2 separate regions of the Mus musculus genome follow, and region 1 is linked to region 2. A link is a loop called in an ENCODE intact Hi-C map of the cell type or tissue named here. Cell type or tissue: left cerebral cortex. All regions are shown on one strand. Region 1 overlaps Nlk (nemo like kinase). Region 2 overlaps Nlk (nemo like kinase).

Region 1 (8,000 bases), 49 kb after region 2:
ATCTCTCTATCTCTATCTATCTATCTATCTATCTATCTATCTATCTATCTATCTATCTATCTATCTACCTATCTATCTATCTATCTATCTCTGATCTCAATGGCTCAGTAGTTAAAGAACTTGTTGTACTTATAAAGGACCCATCAAAATCCTATGGAATTCCAATTCCAGGGGATCTAACCCCTTCTTTTTACTTCTCCAAACCAGCCACACTGGACATACATACTAGAAAGCAAACACTCATACATATAAGAATTAAAAAAAAAAACTATACTAAAATCTGATCTCAAAGTTGAACAAGGTGACATTTATCTTACCTTCCCCAGCCCTGCCCCACCCCCCAAACCCCAGATGGAGTCTCACAGGGATCCCAGGCTGGCCTTCAACCTCCAATTCTACATGTATCTGACATTAATCCTCCCATTTCTATCTCCCAAATGCTGGCATTGCAAGAGTTATCACATTGCTGGATTTTATGTGGCTTTGTGCATGTTCGGCAAGGACTCTACCAACTGAGCTTCTCCTTAGCCCGTGCTCTTCCTTTAAACATCTGTAATAGTTACCTTTAAATATTTCAATAGCTCCCTGTCCTGAAGAAAGCTGTTGTGGTCACGATCAGATTTTACTTGCCCACAAATAATATTATGCTTTCAAATATTCATGCCATTTTATAAAATCCTTAGAAAGCAGAGACTTTTTATAAACAAGGAAACCAAGGTTCAGAACTTTTAATAACTTTACCAGAATCACAGGCTTGTTGATAGTGATATCGAACCAGAATCTATGCTGTCTTCTAGCAAGGTTGGCTTAGTAGTCTACAATATCACTAGCATCAATGAATAAACTTCTCCCAAAGAAAACAGTATCTTTTATACTATAAACATCAAGTTCTCTGGTTTATCAAACTTGGAATCTAAAAAAGTGTTAGTAATAATAAAAGTGCTGCTGATACTTAAAACATTGAAAATCTCTCTCTCTCTCTCTCTCTCTCTCTCTCTCTCTCACACACACACACACACACACACACACACACACATGAAATTCAGATGTAATCATTCTTTCAAATGTCATCAATGATCTATCTATCTTCTTGATAAATGCAATGGTCTTTTCTCCATGCTAATTTTCCTTGACTTTTATGTGAACCAGCGATTACCCTATTCTCCTAACAGCCTCCAACCACACAGGGCTGTCATTCATGGTGAATACATTTCCTATCTGACTGAGCTACAGTCTGGCCTCCAGTAACAACTTCTACCACAGCAGAATACCCCCAAGGCTCAGACAGTCCTCAGCAACTCTACCTTTTCATTTAAGCATTCAGAAGATTAAAGCTGATCAATCTTCCTCTTATCTAAAAACTTTCAGAAGCTGCCATTTACAGGGTTTCAGTCTTTTTTCATCCTCACCCCTCCCCCCAACAAGAGCTTTATGTTTAAAACTGGGAAGGAGAGTCTGCTTCCGTTGGAAAAGAACCTCAGTTTAGGCCCCCAGAACTCAGGTAACCAGGGCTCTTGGCAAAGGCCTGAGATTCCAGTGCCGGGGAAGCATAAACGAGAGGCCCTCTGTGGCAGGCTGACAAGCCAAACTAGGTCCAGTCAGAGACCCTGACTCAAACAAGATAAGGTGGGAAAAGATACAAGACACCAAGCACCAACCTCTGACAGCCAAATAATAATGTCTTAAGCCAACAAGAGTTAATGTTCTTTATCTTTTTTTTGGGCAGACAGGGGCACACACACACACAGACACAAAAAGACACACTCACACAACACACACAAAACAAAAATAAAGTTTTTTAAAAATGTCTTTTAATCATTCCTTGTCAAGTTTTGAAACTGTAGATACCTTGAATGTATATATGGTCCTTTCTTCATGAAAAGATCCTTGCCCTCTCACCCTGCCACACCAATAACCTCTACTTTAACATGAGGTCCCAACCTCTTTCTGCACTAGCAAAAATAATGTCCTTCTTACCACCCCATGTGCAACACTTTCTGCAACCCCAAGCTGTGGTGTCTGGCATCGGGGCCCACCCACCAACTATCATTAAAACAGCACAGATTTACATGAAGAAACCGCCCATTTGCCAACAAGCCAGTTTCTTTCCATGAATAGTTTACCTTTTCTAGGAAGCAGCACACCTTCCACAGAAATGTCTTCTTTATGCTCCCAATAATATCCAGGGACCATCAAGCTTGCTGCATTTATGGCACCGAATTGTAACTATCCATTTACAAATCACTCTCCCACCCCATGGGAAGAGGTTAACTCTAAAGTTCTTATCACCTAGCACAGCAACTAGGAAACAGTTAACACACACCCAGTACACAGGTATTATCCAAAGTGAGGAGACTGCATTGTTAAGGTTATTAGAGAGTTTTGTTTTGTTGAATTTTTTTTTTTTAAGATAAGGCCTTATTTTGAGTCCAGGTTAGCCTGGAACTCATGATATAGTCCAGACTGGCCTTGAAATCACAGCAATCCTCGTGCCTCGGCCTTCTGAGTGCTGGGATTCAGATAAAAAGGTTAAAACATGATGCTCATTCCAAATTAGTTTTAACTTTTTACTAAGGCTATGAACTAACTACCTGAGAGTAAGGACATTATTTTTCAAATTACTTAGTTACTATAAACTCTTTCAAGACAAGATCATGACCCTTGTAAGACGGGATAATTGCCTGCAGCCCAGCACAATACACCACACACAACAGAAATGACAGAAGCAGCTTTGACAGAGGCTTCAGAAATCAACCACAGAACTAAATATCCGTTCTTACTGTCTCATAACAGTGCCTTTCCATAGCAAGCTAACAAAAAAAAATATATGGACTAATGAAGCCCATGTACAAAACTTTCACCGTCTGACAGTAGATTTAGTCAAGCTAATTCAAAATACAGGTGTGAACCCAGACATAAGTAAAGAACACTTCTCATTACCCATGTGTCACACATCCCTGTATACGCTACTGTATCCACAGCACTACAAGGAAGTGGTACAGGTTCAGTCTGAGCACAGCTGTCCCTCAGAATCAGCTTTCTGTATGTTCAGAGTGCTAGAATTTTTGCTAATATTTCTTGGCTAGGTACTTCTGAACTACTAATGCCATCTATCATGTCTTGGCACATGCTTACTGACTGCTCTGTAACTGATGCCTCGGGCACTCTTCAATATTACCCCCTAGCAACAACAGGATCAAAATGACAAGCTATTTTAGTTAGGAAATCATTGTTGCTGTGCACTAGATGACCCAGTTAACAAATAATTCACTGGAGTGGGTTATTATTATGGATGTACAGGGAATCGTAACTAAAACCCAAACATAATCTACCAGGTAGCTTCATTCCATTTACTGGTTAAATGACAAATGGAAGAAATTTCTTTGTCCTTGACAACTTCCAACCAACTGATCACTGATCAGCATGTTAAGGAAGCACACAATATATGCAGTTGATCCTTAAATTGCTAGCACATCACTAAGCCTGAGTTAAAAAAAAAAAAAAAAAAAAAAACTTTTAAAACAACAATAAAGCAGCCACTCGATTATAGCACAGAAGTCAATAAAAACTTGGTCAGATTCTAGTTGTAAAGAAAACATTCTAGTATCCATCCCAGTAGAGGTCGTTTTATATCAAAGAATAACATTTCTTCAGATGTCATACTTTGGAGAAAGACAACAAACAATCTACATTCAAACATATATCTAGTTAATAGATACAAATATCCTCCTCTGGCATAGCAAATGGAAAGGGGGCTGACTGTACCAGTCCCCGAACTGATTTAGAGATACTGTTATTTTAGCTAGTTTAAAAGGTAATGTTTTTCAAATGTTCTTTTTTTTTTAAGTCCTTTTTTCTAAGTTGGTATTTAGTACTAACATGACATTAATCTCCAATTATAAAACAAATTTACTCTTTGTTATATTGCGATGGGTTTTTTTTAACATGCAAATAATCTTCAGAGTTGAAATCTAAAATCATTTTGAATGTTACAGGCTACACGCTCTCAATCACCAAGAAACAGGTACAGTAATATTAGACGGTGCAACTTTTCTCCTCTAACTTTTCTTTATGACCATGAACCTGTAGTTTCTAAAGGTACATTTATTTGTAGTTGAAATCAACAATATAAATTTCCACACTGCTAGTTTCACACAGATGCTCTGTTATATCTAGAAAAGCAACCATTTCCTTTTTATGGTGCAGGCTCTGCTTCTTCAAAGCTCTTTGCACAAAGCAGACCCCCTCCCCCACCCCACCCCCAGAACCCAGCAGTGCCTGTTAATCTTGACTGATAGTAAAGAAACACTACAGACTCTTAACCTGGAAAAGCTACTAACAAAATACACTTTTAGTATACTACTCTTACTGGTGTAACTCAATCCAGGATCTTCCCCAACCATCCGAAAGCGTTCCCCATTTTCCAACACCTAATTTCTTATTTACAGAGTAAGAGGACCACAGAAAACACACTCTAATTTTCACAAGATGAACAAGTTAGACATCTCTGCCACGCATGAAAGTTTACACTGAATAATTTCTCATCCACTCACAGACACTTCCCCCGCCTCACAGAGATCATCTTTAGCAGTTTACTTTTCCTTTAAACACAAGTGAATTTCCACTCAAGCACCTTAGACAGTGATGGCAACCTTCACTTATGCCTCCCAGTCGGTTAATCCACAATAGTTTCTATGACAGCGCAGATGATGAGTGGAACACTGGCTATACTATACCCAAAGTAGCTGTTTTGTTGTTGTTTTAATTGAGAGAACAGAAGAGTAGCTTCCCCTCAGCTCTGAAATTTAACCTTCATTATCTCCTTGGCACAAATTCAATTGAGGAGGTGACTCTATGGTATTTAAAGTCATGCCTCCTAAAATAATTTGAATGTTGATTTTATACGGTAAATCTGACAACACAGGAAGATTCTTCCTGCACATTAACAAAAGCATTTTGTTCTTTTTTTTTTTTTAAACCAGCAGTAACTACAATAGCATCCACTGAGGACTTACTGTATACTAGTTATATTAGTTTATAAGGATCACTTCATTTAACCCCAGTACCAATTCTGAGATCAGAGCTAAGATCCCCATTTCACAGATGAGGGACTGAAAGAGAAAATTATCAAGATCACAAAGCTCAGTGATAAGTCACTAAGTATCACAACAGAGATGTTGAAGTTTTGAAATACAGATAAAAGTAACTTGCTAAGGGTATTAAAGCAAAAACATTCAAAGCTTTGCAACTTTATTTGAAGTACAAAGACAACAGACTGGATGCATCTACGGATCTTTGATCTTTTAATTAATCAGACAAGTAAAAAGCTAAAACATTAATTTTATAAAGTGGAGGCCTTTCCTGGACTCACTTTATCAAGGCAGCATGTAGCATTAATCCAATCTATATTTTATGTTGAGAGTGTCAAAAACTGACTGGGCTTAGAAGTCCTCAAACTCTTCTCATGCTGTCAGCTTACTCCAATTCTTTAAACTATATACTTCATAAGACCCTGAAGCACTTTGTTCCAAAGTTGCCACATTTTTAAAGCACAGTATTTTTCTCTAGCAAAGGTGAACTATGGACAAAAGGATACATTTATATTATCTTCACCAAAAGATAGAAATATTGTTTGTACTTTGTTTTTGCATTACGAAATGTCCATATGGGCACAAATGCAAAATACAAAGTCCCAACATCTGATAATGCAGGTCAAATTATATATGATGTTTTAAGAACCAATGAGCAACATCGATCATTCACAATGAATACATTTCAGGCTACCCCTGCTCACATTACCAGGTAAGCAAGAACTCTTACTTTGAGATAAAACACAGCAGACAGTTGTTAATGAAACCTTAATTGAACTGTCAAAGCACCATCTTTACCAGCAAGCTAATGGGAAACTCACGATTTTACACAACTGTCCAAGACTGGTAAATTATTCTACTAGTAAAATTCAGCAGAAAGGTAAATCGAGTTAGGTACTAAGTTGTTCGGTGATAAATCTGAATGGTAAAATACTGCATCATTTCTATGAATATTTCTCCCTGGCTGCATTGAAGACTAGTCACCCTCAAAATTATATTCACGTTTTGGCCATTAGTTAGTACCCCAAGGTGCATGTCCATGAAAAGGAAGGGAGTAGATACAATTCCTTATATAAACTATGCCCAAAAAATACTCCCAAAATAACTGACTGAATCTAAGTGAATATGATGCCCAGATAACTACATATAGTTTTGATTTAAATGATGTATCACTAGAAGGATTTGCTTAATCTTTTTTTTTAGTTTAGTTTGTTTGTTTGGTTTTTGTTTTTTTGAGAAAGGGTTTCTCTGTGTAGCCCCAGCTGTCCTCGAACTCAGAAATCCACCTGCCTCTGCCTCCCAAGTGCTGGATTAAAGGCGTGTGCCACCACTGCCTGGCCTGTTTAATCGTTCTAAAAAATAATTGTTTCACACATAAAAAGAACTTTCTAAATTAAAAAGAAAAACTATGTTTTATTAGGTTAAATGGTAAACAACGTCACCTGGAATTTCAGCACACTACTGGCAATTCATTCTGGTGTGGTTATCAAATCTCTAGTTTTAGCAAACTTAGGTCACAAGGCAGTTAAATTCCAAAGAAGCAATTCAGACATCAAGTCATCAATATGTAAATATAAAAATAGAAAAGCATTTGCATACTAAAAACACACCTGGTACTCCTCTCCCTTTTCAAACTAAATTGTATTTCACCTAAAACAGCTGATAAAAACCATTCCTGCCTGATTGTGAAATGAAATCGTATCAAAAAGAAAAAATTGGAAGACACTGCAAGATGGCAGCCATCCGAAAACCAAGGAAAGAAGCTCAGAAGGACTCAAGCCCACCGACACCTAGATCTTGGATTTCTATTCTCGAGAACTGAGAGAAATATATGCCTATGTTTACGCCAAAACAAAGCAGAACATCAAAAAAGCAGTAAGATGCCATAGCACTGTCCTAGGTACTGGAGGAAAAAAAAAAAAGTTCTTCTAGACCAGTGGTTCTCAACCTGTGGGTGGAGCCTCCCTAGAGGATTGAAAGACCCTTTCACAGTATCACCTAAGACCACCGGTAAACACAGATATTTACATTATGATTCATAATAGTAGCAAAATTACAGTTTCGAAGTAGCATCGATGGTAACTTTATGGTTGGGGGTCACCACAACCTGAGGAACTGTGTTAAAGGGCTGCAGCTTTAGGAAGGTTGAGGACACTGTCCTCTTCTAAACATGGTGCTACATCTCTACATTCCCAGCACTCAGAGGCAAGCTCGAGGCCCAGTGAGCTACATAGTTGAGCTCCAGGCCAAACAGAAACAGTTATATATTGATTGAGACTTTGTCTCGAAAAGTTACAAAACAAGTACTTTGTTATACAGGTCGTACCCTCAAGGAACTTACAGTGTATTCAGTAAATATGAAACAATTGAAGATGGTCAAAGTTACTGGTTCAAGGGGCTGTCTGCAAATTTCTAGAAAGGATTCCCACCAAGCACTGGTGGATTTTTCAGATACAAGCGATTCCTAATGTCCACTGCCAGGAGGTCTGACAGATGAGATGCTAGAGCACTCCCTTTTCATTTTTTCTACTCTTGCCATAAAACTGACGTTAAAACTTCTGCAAGTCACATGGCCTTTTGACAGAAAGGTAGTGAACTCGAGAATGCTAAAAAAAAAAAAAAAAAAAAAAAAAAGCTCCCTTTCTGTATCCCTTAAGTTTTCAGCATTGGACACAACCCCATCTTAAAAAAAAAAAAAAATCCAGATACTCAAAGTTTGTGAAACAATGACAAGAGTTAAAGCAGGAAACCAGTTTTCTCCTGCTCTCCTCCCATCCCCGCCTAGTTGGGAAACCCTCAAGGGTTAGGCAAGGAGTGGAAGTGCCTAGTGAATTCCCTGGGGAAGGTGCTCTGGAAGAGAAGAGGAAGGCAGGAATAGTCAGGTCCCCGAACAGTCACTTAGAAGAACCC
Region 2 (8,000 bases):
TAAAGCGACTGGTTACTCCCATAACATCTGTGCCACTGTTGCACCAATATACCTTGCAAGCACATCACCATTGTAGGGGCAGGGTGTGTTGTGTGATAGTGATAATTACTTCTCTCCTCTGACTGTATGGAAAATGCCTTCTTGTGTCATAAAAAATAGTCAGTAAGAATGAAGCTTTGGTTAGGCACCAGCTCAATTTCTTCATGTTCAATGACATAAGTAAGTTACATATCTTCTGGAGTTTTTTAGTGGTGGCATAAGATGCCTAGTTGGGGCAAAAGCAGTAGGCATACTCTAAGTGCTGAGCCATCTCTCCAGCCTCTGAGCAAAGTATCTATTAATAGCAGACATCTAGAGATGATTAAAAATTAATGCAAGCCATTTCTACTTTGATGGCTTATTAAAATGCTTAAGTTTTTTAAAAATGAAGAGGATGGGAAGAAAGGAAAATTAAAAATGCAAAAGACAACAGGAAACAAAACTTCAGTATAACTAATTATCTTAAAGATAATTATCTTAAAGAATCATAACCTGAGACATGCAATTAAAAAAAGAAAAGGGGAGAGGCAGGGGGTAGACTAAATGGGCATGTAAGCATACACTTGTGATTCCGGCACTCAGAAGGCAAACAGAAGGGCAGAGAGTGTGGGTTACATACCAAGACCCTGTTTTAAACAAACAAAAAAACAAACAAACAAACAAAAAAGCAAGGGCAGTTAAATCTTTTTAACAGATAAACAATGCCCACCTACATGATGTCTAAAGTCACTTTAAACATAAAAACAGGTAAAAATAAAATGAAAGTAAAAAATATACCAAGTAAAAAACAAGCCTAAGAATAGGTGAAATAGACATCAAGAGAAAGTTTACAGAGGAAATAAAGCCATTATATACATAAAAAGGTAGTTCATAGGCTGGAGAGATGGCTCTTCTGAAGGTCCTGAGTTCAAATCCTAGCAACCACATAGTGGCTCACAGTCATCCATAATGAGATCTGATGCCCTCTTCTGGGGTGCCTGAAGAGAGCTGCACTGTACTTACATATAATAAATAAATACATCTTTTTAATTTTTTTCTAAAAAAGGTAGTTCATGAGAAAGATCTTTGGGTTTATTATATGCATTATCATGTCCTCATGAGAACAATTTAACTTATTTTTCTTCTATGTGCCTTTTATTTAGTTATTTTGATCCTTGTTACATTGGTTAGATATCCTAGTATACATAGCTGCCAGAAATAATTATACTGTATACTTCAAATGAGTAAATCCTATTGTATGTAAATAAAGGATAATTTTAAGAGAAGGCAAAATGAGAAAAACAAAACAAATAGTTCTCTGCTCTTTTAATAAAAGAAATGAAATTGAAACTATGAGCTATTTCTCATGGACTTAAAAAATTTATTCTAATGATGGAAGGTGTTAATTAGCACAACATTTTTAGAGAAAAATTTGGCACTGTATAGCTAGATCTTTAAAAAGTGAGTGGACCTTCTGACCTAGCACTTCTATTTCTGGGAAGTCTAACTACAGAAACAATTGAATCAAATGAGACATAGGCAGAGTGACATTGAAAAGCTTTGTCTCAAAAGTTTGGAGCTAAGACGAAAGGATGGACCATCCAGAGACTACCCCACCTGGGGATCCATCCCATAATTAGCCACCAAACCCAGACACTATTGCATATGCCAGCAAGATTTTGCTGAAAGGACCCTGATATAGCTGTCTCGAGTGAGGCTATGCCAGTGCCTGGCAAATACAGAAGTGGATGCTCACCGTCATCTATAGGATGGAACACAGGACCCCCAATGGAGAAGCTAGAGAAAGTACCCAAGAGCTGAAGGGGTCTGCAACCCTATAGGTAGAACAACAATATGAACTAACCAGTACCCCCAGAGCTTGTGTCTCTAGCTGCACATGTAGCAGAAGATGGCCTAGTCGGCCATCATTGGGAAGAGTGGCCCCTAGGTCTTGCAAACTTTATATGCCCCAGTACAGGGGAACACCAGGGCCAAGAGGTGGGAGTGGGTGGGTAGGGGAGTTGGGGGGGAGGAGGGTATGGGGGACTTTCGGGATAGCATTTGAAATGTAAATGAAGAAAATATCTAATAATAAAAAAAAAAAGAAAGGCTTTGTCTCCTTGTGAAGAGTAGGGGGAAGAACCTTGCACGCCCAAATTAATGTTTGCTTAAATAACAAGATGTCCATCATTAACATGCATGTGTCCTTACTGAGGAATGAGGATGCTAAGCTTGTGTCAACTAGTACAGCAGACCTTACACACAAAGAAGGAAGGAGTGGGCCTCTGAGAAATCCTGGTGAATTTTATCCGTGGAACAGTGTCTGCAACCCCAGTGCTCCAGAGGCTGAGCACAATGGCTCCTCTCCTGCATTTTGTTTTCTACTCTAGGGAGTTGTACATAATCACCATTATAGCCTCCAGACTTACTATGAGAAGAAAATTCTTAATTCTTGTCACCATTGGCTTACTATGAACACACAAGGCTATCATTTCTGTTTATCTCTTATGATAACTGATGGAGGGGCGCTTACCCCAGTGCCCAGGAGGTAGGGACAGGTAGATCTCTATGAGTTCGAGACCAACCAGGTCTACATACTGAGAGTTCATCTCAAAAACAAAAGCAAATAAAAAATGATTTAAAGACTTTAGTCAAATGTCATTCAAATGAACATATTTGATTAGAGCACTCTGACATACAAACTAAGTTGTTTCAGTAAGTTACTTAGTTTACCCTCAAACAGATCTGAGTAAAAACAAGCCATGTGTATACTTTTTATGTTAGGGTTATCCGAACTGTAATCTATCTATGAAAGGAAAATGTTACAGTGGAAGAACCAGCCATTTCTAGTTCTAAGATCAATTAATTAATCTATTAAAAATCAGTTAATGTCTCTGGAAAATATAGAATTAGAAAGTACAAGATGTCAAAAACTAAATGTTCTCCACTAGCATAGGGGCATTGTAAAACAGCTCTCAGCCTGTGGGTTGGGGACATGATTCTTACATAAAACTTAGATGGGGGAAAAAGGTTGAGTGTAAATGCAGAGAATTAACCCTTTTTTTTTTTTTTTTTTTTTGGTTTTTCGAGACAGGGTTTCTCTGTATAGCCCTGGCTGTCCTGGGACTCACTTTGTAGACCAGGCTGGCCTCAAACTCAGAAATCCTCCTGCCTCTGCCTCCCGAGTGCTGGCATTAAAGGCGTGCGCCACCACGCCCGGTGCTCAGATTCCCATTAAAGATCTTGTATCTTTCTCAACCCAAATATAAACAGTAGACATTTCACCTCCTCCAATATTTCTTTATTATAACCTCTAAGGTCCAGGAATCTGAGGCAATATTTAAGTATCGAAAAATATGTAAGAAAAGCTCCTTAAAAAACAAAAACAAAACTCTACCCAGTGAGTTAGGTACAGGGACAGTTCTGCAACGCTCACTCCTTTCAGTGCTCCCTAAAGGTAAAGAGCTTTACACATTCCAAACACCCTCTTCAAAGTCAGCCCTATCTCACTGACACCCACTGGCTATGTAAACCACATTTGCCTGAAATGTTACCACTCAATGGATTTTTCCAAACTAAGTATATCTGTGACCTATACAAGAACACCTGTACTGACAGTTTCTGGAATGTCATTATTTAATAAAGCACAGGACATTTGGAACCCAAGAAGTCTCCATTCTGGAAGGGAAGGGAATGCATGGAGGAGGGAGAGAGGGTATAGGGAGAGCAAATATGGACATAACAAACATATGTGTATATGAAAATGTCATAATGAAGCCCATTAATCTCATTAATCTGTGCAATTAATAGAACTCAATAATTGTGATTTTTAAAGTAAAATAAAACCTTACCTAATCCTCAAAAAAAAAATCTCCATTCTGGCTTTATGATTTTAACCTAGGTGCAACAGTTAGAACACAGACCCAAGATAAAAGGACAGAAATACACTTAAGGAGAAAGACGGCTTTTCTATTTCTGCCAGCTATTTTAGAAAATCCTAGAATACTTAAAGTGAGTGTCTCAATGCCATCTGGTCGTACTGCTGATGTAATTCTAAACAGCAATTTTAAAGACTTATGCAGATTTTTCTTTGTAAAAGCAGATGCATTAAAAGCTATGTCAGAGCCACTGTGGTAGCATGTACCCAGCATCCAGGAAGCAGAGCTAGGCAGACTTCTAAGTTCCGGGCCAGCCTGGTCTACATGATGAAATCCTGCCTCCTACTCCAACCACCAAATAAAAGGAACTTATATCAGAGCAGTCCTGGGCATGACATGAGGAGTGAGAAACAAAATATCCATTCCAACTATATATATTTTTAGAGATTTTTCAAATTATAAGATACTATATATCTTGATCAAGAAGTTAATTCTACTTGTGCCATGTTTTATTTTTAAAATTAAGAAAAAATATTTTAGCTAGGTATGGTGAGACACTCCTTTAATCTCAGCACTATGGAGGCAAAGTCAGGCATATTTGTGTGTGTTCAAAACTAGCCTGGTCTATATAAGTTCCAGGACAGCCATAACTACATAATAAGACCTGTCTTGGGGCTGGGGGTAGGGGAAGAGCAAAACCAAAACCAAATGATAAAAACCCATTATTTTATGTGTATGGGTGTTTTGCCTGCCTGTACATCTGGGTACCATGTGCATGCCTGGTACCCATAGAGGCCATAAGAGGGGATTGGATCTCTGGAACTGGAATTATGAACAGTCGTGAGCCTCTGTGTGGGTGCTAGGAAAAGAACCCTGATCCTTTGGAAGAGCAGACAGTGTTTTTAAACACTAAGCCAACTCTCTAGCCCTGCAATTTGATTTATAACAAAGGCCCCGACAATAGCAGTATATATTCGCACTACACTATAAAGTGTTGGGATCCTTGTCTTTATAAGCAGAAGCTAGATAGAGACATACCATCTTTTCCTATGAGATCTAAATTCCTTCTAAAATGATGTTATGTGACTTATGGTCTGAGAATGAGAAGTTAAAAAAAAAAGTGGGGGCTGGGGAGGGGCAGGATACAATTCCAACTCACAAAGCTGTTAATCTTGTGTTACAAATGGAATGAACTCGACAATACTGCCATGAAGGATTTTCAGCAAACTGTTCCCCAGGGTCCAGACCACTATGCAAATTGACTTCTTCCAAGCTAGAGAAGCACTGCACTTTCAGGAGGAAATGGGAGCTACAGCAGATCTAAAGCAGGGAGGTGCAGCGGCAGCACGTGTAACATTAGCTAATGCTGTGTATAATCCCAGTCTTGTTTCATGAAGAGTCTTTTCCTGGCACTTCTAATTTCCACTTCAGGTGCCTGCTGCTTCTCAGTGTTTTTTCCCACTTTACTCTGCCAGTACATATATCACATTCTCCATCACCCCCAAAAGACCAGAACTACAAAACAGGACCAGTGGGGAGGCCCCCATTCTACTTTGGGCAAAGAAAAGTTGTAAGGATGTGGATGGACTGTTTCTTGGTACAGGGAGACAATGACACAAGAAAATTAACACAATCTGCAAAGAAAGGAAGCAAGAATGTAGGTAATATCCAAGCTTTTGCATTCCAATGTATCTGAGGCTAATTATATCCACTTTGAAGTCTGATGATGTGAATGAAGAGCTTATATTGATGATCTTTCATAACAAGGACCAGCTTTTATACTCACCCTCACTAGAACTAAAATGAACTTTCTAGTCTTCATTCCCCTGCCCTCAGATTATAAACAATGAAATGAGTTCTTGCTTCTAGATTCCTAAGACAAAAATAATCAGACTCACAAACATTTGGTTTTTCTCAGAAAAAAATCACATAAAATTCTGAAAAAAATTATAACCCTTCAGAAACCTTAAGGTTACTTCATATAAATAAGAACAAGGCATGTCATTTTAATCTCTTTTGGAGGGTATTGTATGTGTGATACATGTATGTGTCTTCCTCTACTTCCCTCTGCCTTATTCCTCTAAAAGAAGATCCCCCCCCCCCCTCTCAACCCAAACTCAGTATTTTGGTTAGGCTGATTGGCCAGGGAGCTCCTGGGACCCCTTTCTTTCTGACTATCAATTCTGGGGTCCCAGGTAAGTGCAGCCATGCCCAGCCTTCCACATGGATGCTCGGGATCTCAGTTCAGGAGCTCCATCACAGGAAGGCCTCATCACAGGAAGGTCTCATAACCACTGAAGCACCTTCTCAGCCACAGCGAGGCCTTTCCTGTTCAAAAGGTATTAAGGATCACCTGATGGAAATATTACCATTAGCAAAATCTGTGAACCAATCATATGCTAGTAAGCAGGAGTCTTTTTGCTTTCAACTGTTCTGTCATCCTCTGAAATGCTTGGATGAAATGCTAACATGTTACAATGCAGACCATATCCTGATTTAGATAGTCTGACAGCAGGCTAAGGCTTAACATAATGTTCATCAATTATTAACACCAGCAGAAACCATTAAAATGTCCAGTACAGCATTAATAAATTTGCTGAACAAATGAAATAAATGAATAGTGGGGGGCTTTAATGTGCAATTTTCATGGCAAGGATTGGTACCTTCATTTTTCAAACTAGAAAACTGATGCACAAACAAGTTAACAAGTTAACAAGTTGCCCTGGGTCACAGAGAATGACGCTGACTGGAGATTCCGTTAGCCTACGAGGCTTGACACAAATGTCCTTGGTAGTAGAGGTCAGTTTCTCTCTAACGGTGAAGCTCTATACGCAGCAGCAGTCACCCAGCTTTCCAAGGACTTTCATGGGCCCTCTGACCACAATTCCATTACCAGATAAACTGTGATCCTCCTGGGAGGCCTGTGCAGTAAGTTAAGGAACGCACAGCGAGGATACAGAGGGGGCATTAATGGAGACATCCACAAAAGCTCTACCTTTAGAAATTCTGTTACACACAGAGCAAGCCTCTTTGGAAGCATGCAATTATGGTTCATCAAGTATATGTGCCTTTCCAGACAAGCACCTGATGAATACTTATAATCTCAGCACTTAGGAAGTTGAAACAGGAGGATCATAAATTAGAAGCCAGCATAGGCAACATAGTGAGCTATGTTTGAAAGAAAAAAAAAAAAAAAGGACATAAATACTTCAGATTCAGAACTAGACTTAGGAGATCGACCGTATCAATTTTTGTATCATGTGCTCACTAGACTATTTCAGTTTGCTTTATTAAGGTACATCCACAAAAGACAACTCCTTTACTTTGCTGGGGGAGAATATTCCTCTGAAATCTAGTTTAGAAAAACTTTAAAAAGAAAACAACAACGTGAGCCATTTAGTTTCTTACCTGCTTCTACAAGAAGGCAAGATACATGGTGCATTTTATTTCACTCACTAGTATCTCCTAACCATTTATTACACAATAGTGTTTAGTGAAAAGGTAACTTTAATAATTTAAACCTAGTTAGAAAACAGAAAATTATAAAACATAGCTTATTAAACTTAAGGATGGAATAGCCTATTAAAAATTCATATAACACTGTTCTAAAAAATTGTGGTTTTCAAATTAGAAACAAAATTTGTCTATGTGTACATGTCTGTATATGGATATGCACATGTGAGTACTGGTGCCTATGGATACCCAAAGGGTCAGGTCTTCAAGGAGCTGGAGTTACAGGTCATTATGAGCTTCCTAATGCAGGTGCTGGAAACCGAATATAGGAAAACTCTGCAAAAGCTATACATGATAAGCCAGCTCTCCAGTCCTCAATACTTACGCTTTTAGTGCACAAAGGGAAATTCCCAGCCCAGGGCTTCCTAAGAGAAAAATAAAACCAAAATTGGAAGAACTGCCACCTACTAAGTAAATGTTCTAGATCTGTGTGTGTTTTATTTATTTTGTTTTTGTACTATTATATTAGTCTTTTTCATCTAAATGCACTTTTATTTGTTATTAAGAAATGTGTGTGCTAGTACATGCTTACAGCCCCAGCACTCTTTTTAAAAAGGGAAAAAAAAAAAATCATGAGTTCAAGGCCAGCCT

Evidence for each region. Peaks named below come from ENCODE experiments on the same cell type or tissue, not always from the same donor. Only the 100,000 strongest peaks of a DNase experiment are listed, where the experiment ranks them.
Region 1: a loop joins it to region 2, with 2.0 times the contacts of the local background. A loop is called at or near these places in 5 of 42 quality-filtered maps.

What each region holds. Positions count from the first base shown.
Region 1 is chr11:78,686,523-78,694,522 of GRCm38, forward strand. All of the region lies in intron 1 of Nlk (nemo like kinase), which reads right to left. Among named protein-coding and RNA genes, the nearest start is that of Nlk, 6.9 kb to the right of the region's middle. In left cerebral cortex, no CTCF peak of the experiment used is centred here; DNase peaks (open chromatin) are centred at 4,549 and 7,987; H3K4me3 peaks cover 3,345 bases.
Region 2 is chr11:78,637,201-78,645,200 of GRCm38, forward strand. The region is part of intron 1 of Nlk (nemo like kinase); the gene reads right to left. Among named protein-coding and RNA genes, the nearest start is that of Nlk, 56 kb to the right of the region's middle. In left cerebral cortex, no CTCF peak of the experiment used is centred here; DNase peaks (open chromatin) are centred at 3,574, 4,083 and 5,260; H3K27ac peaks cover 2,143 bases.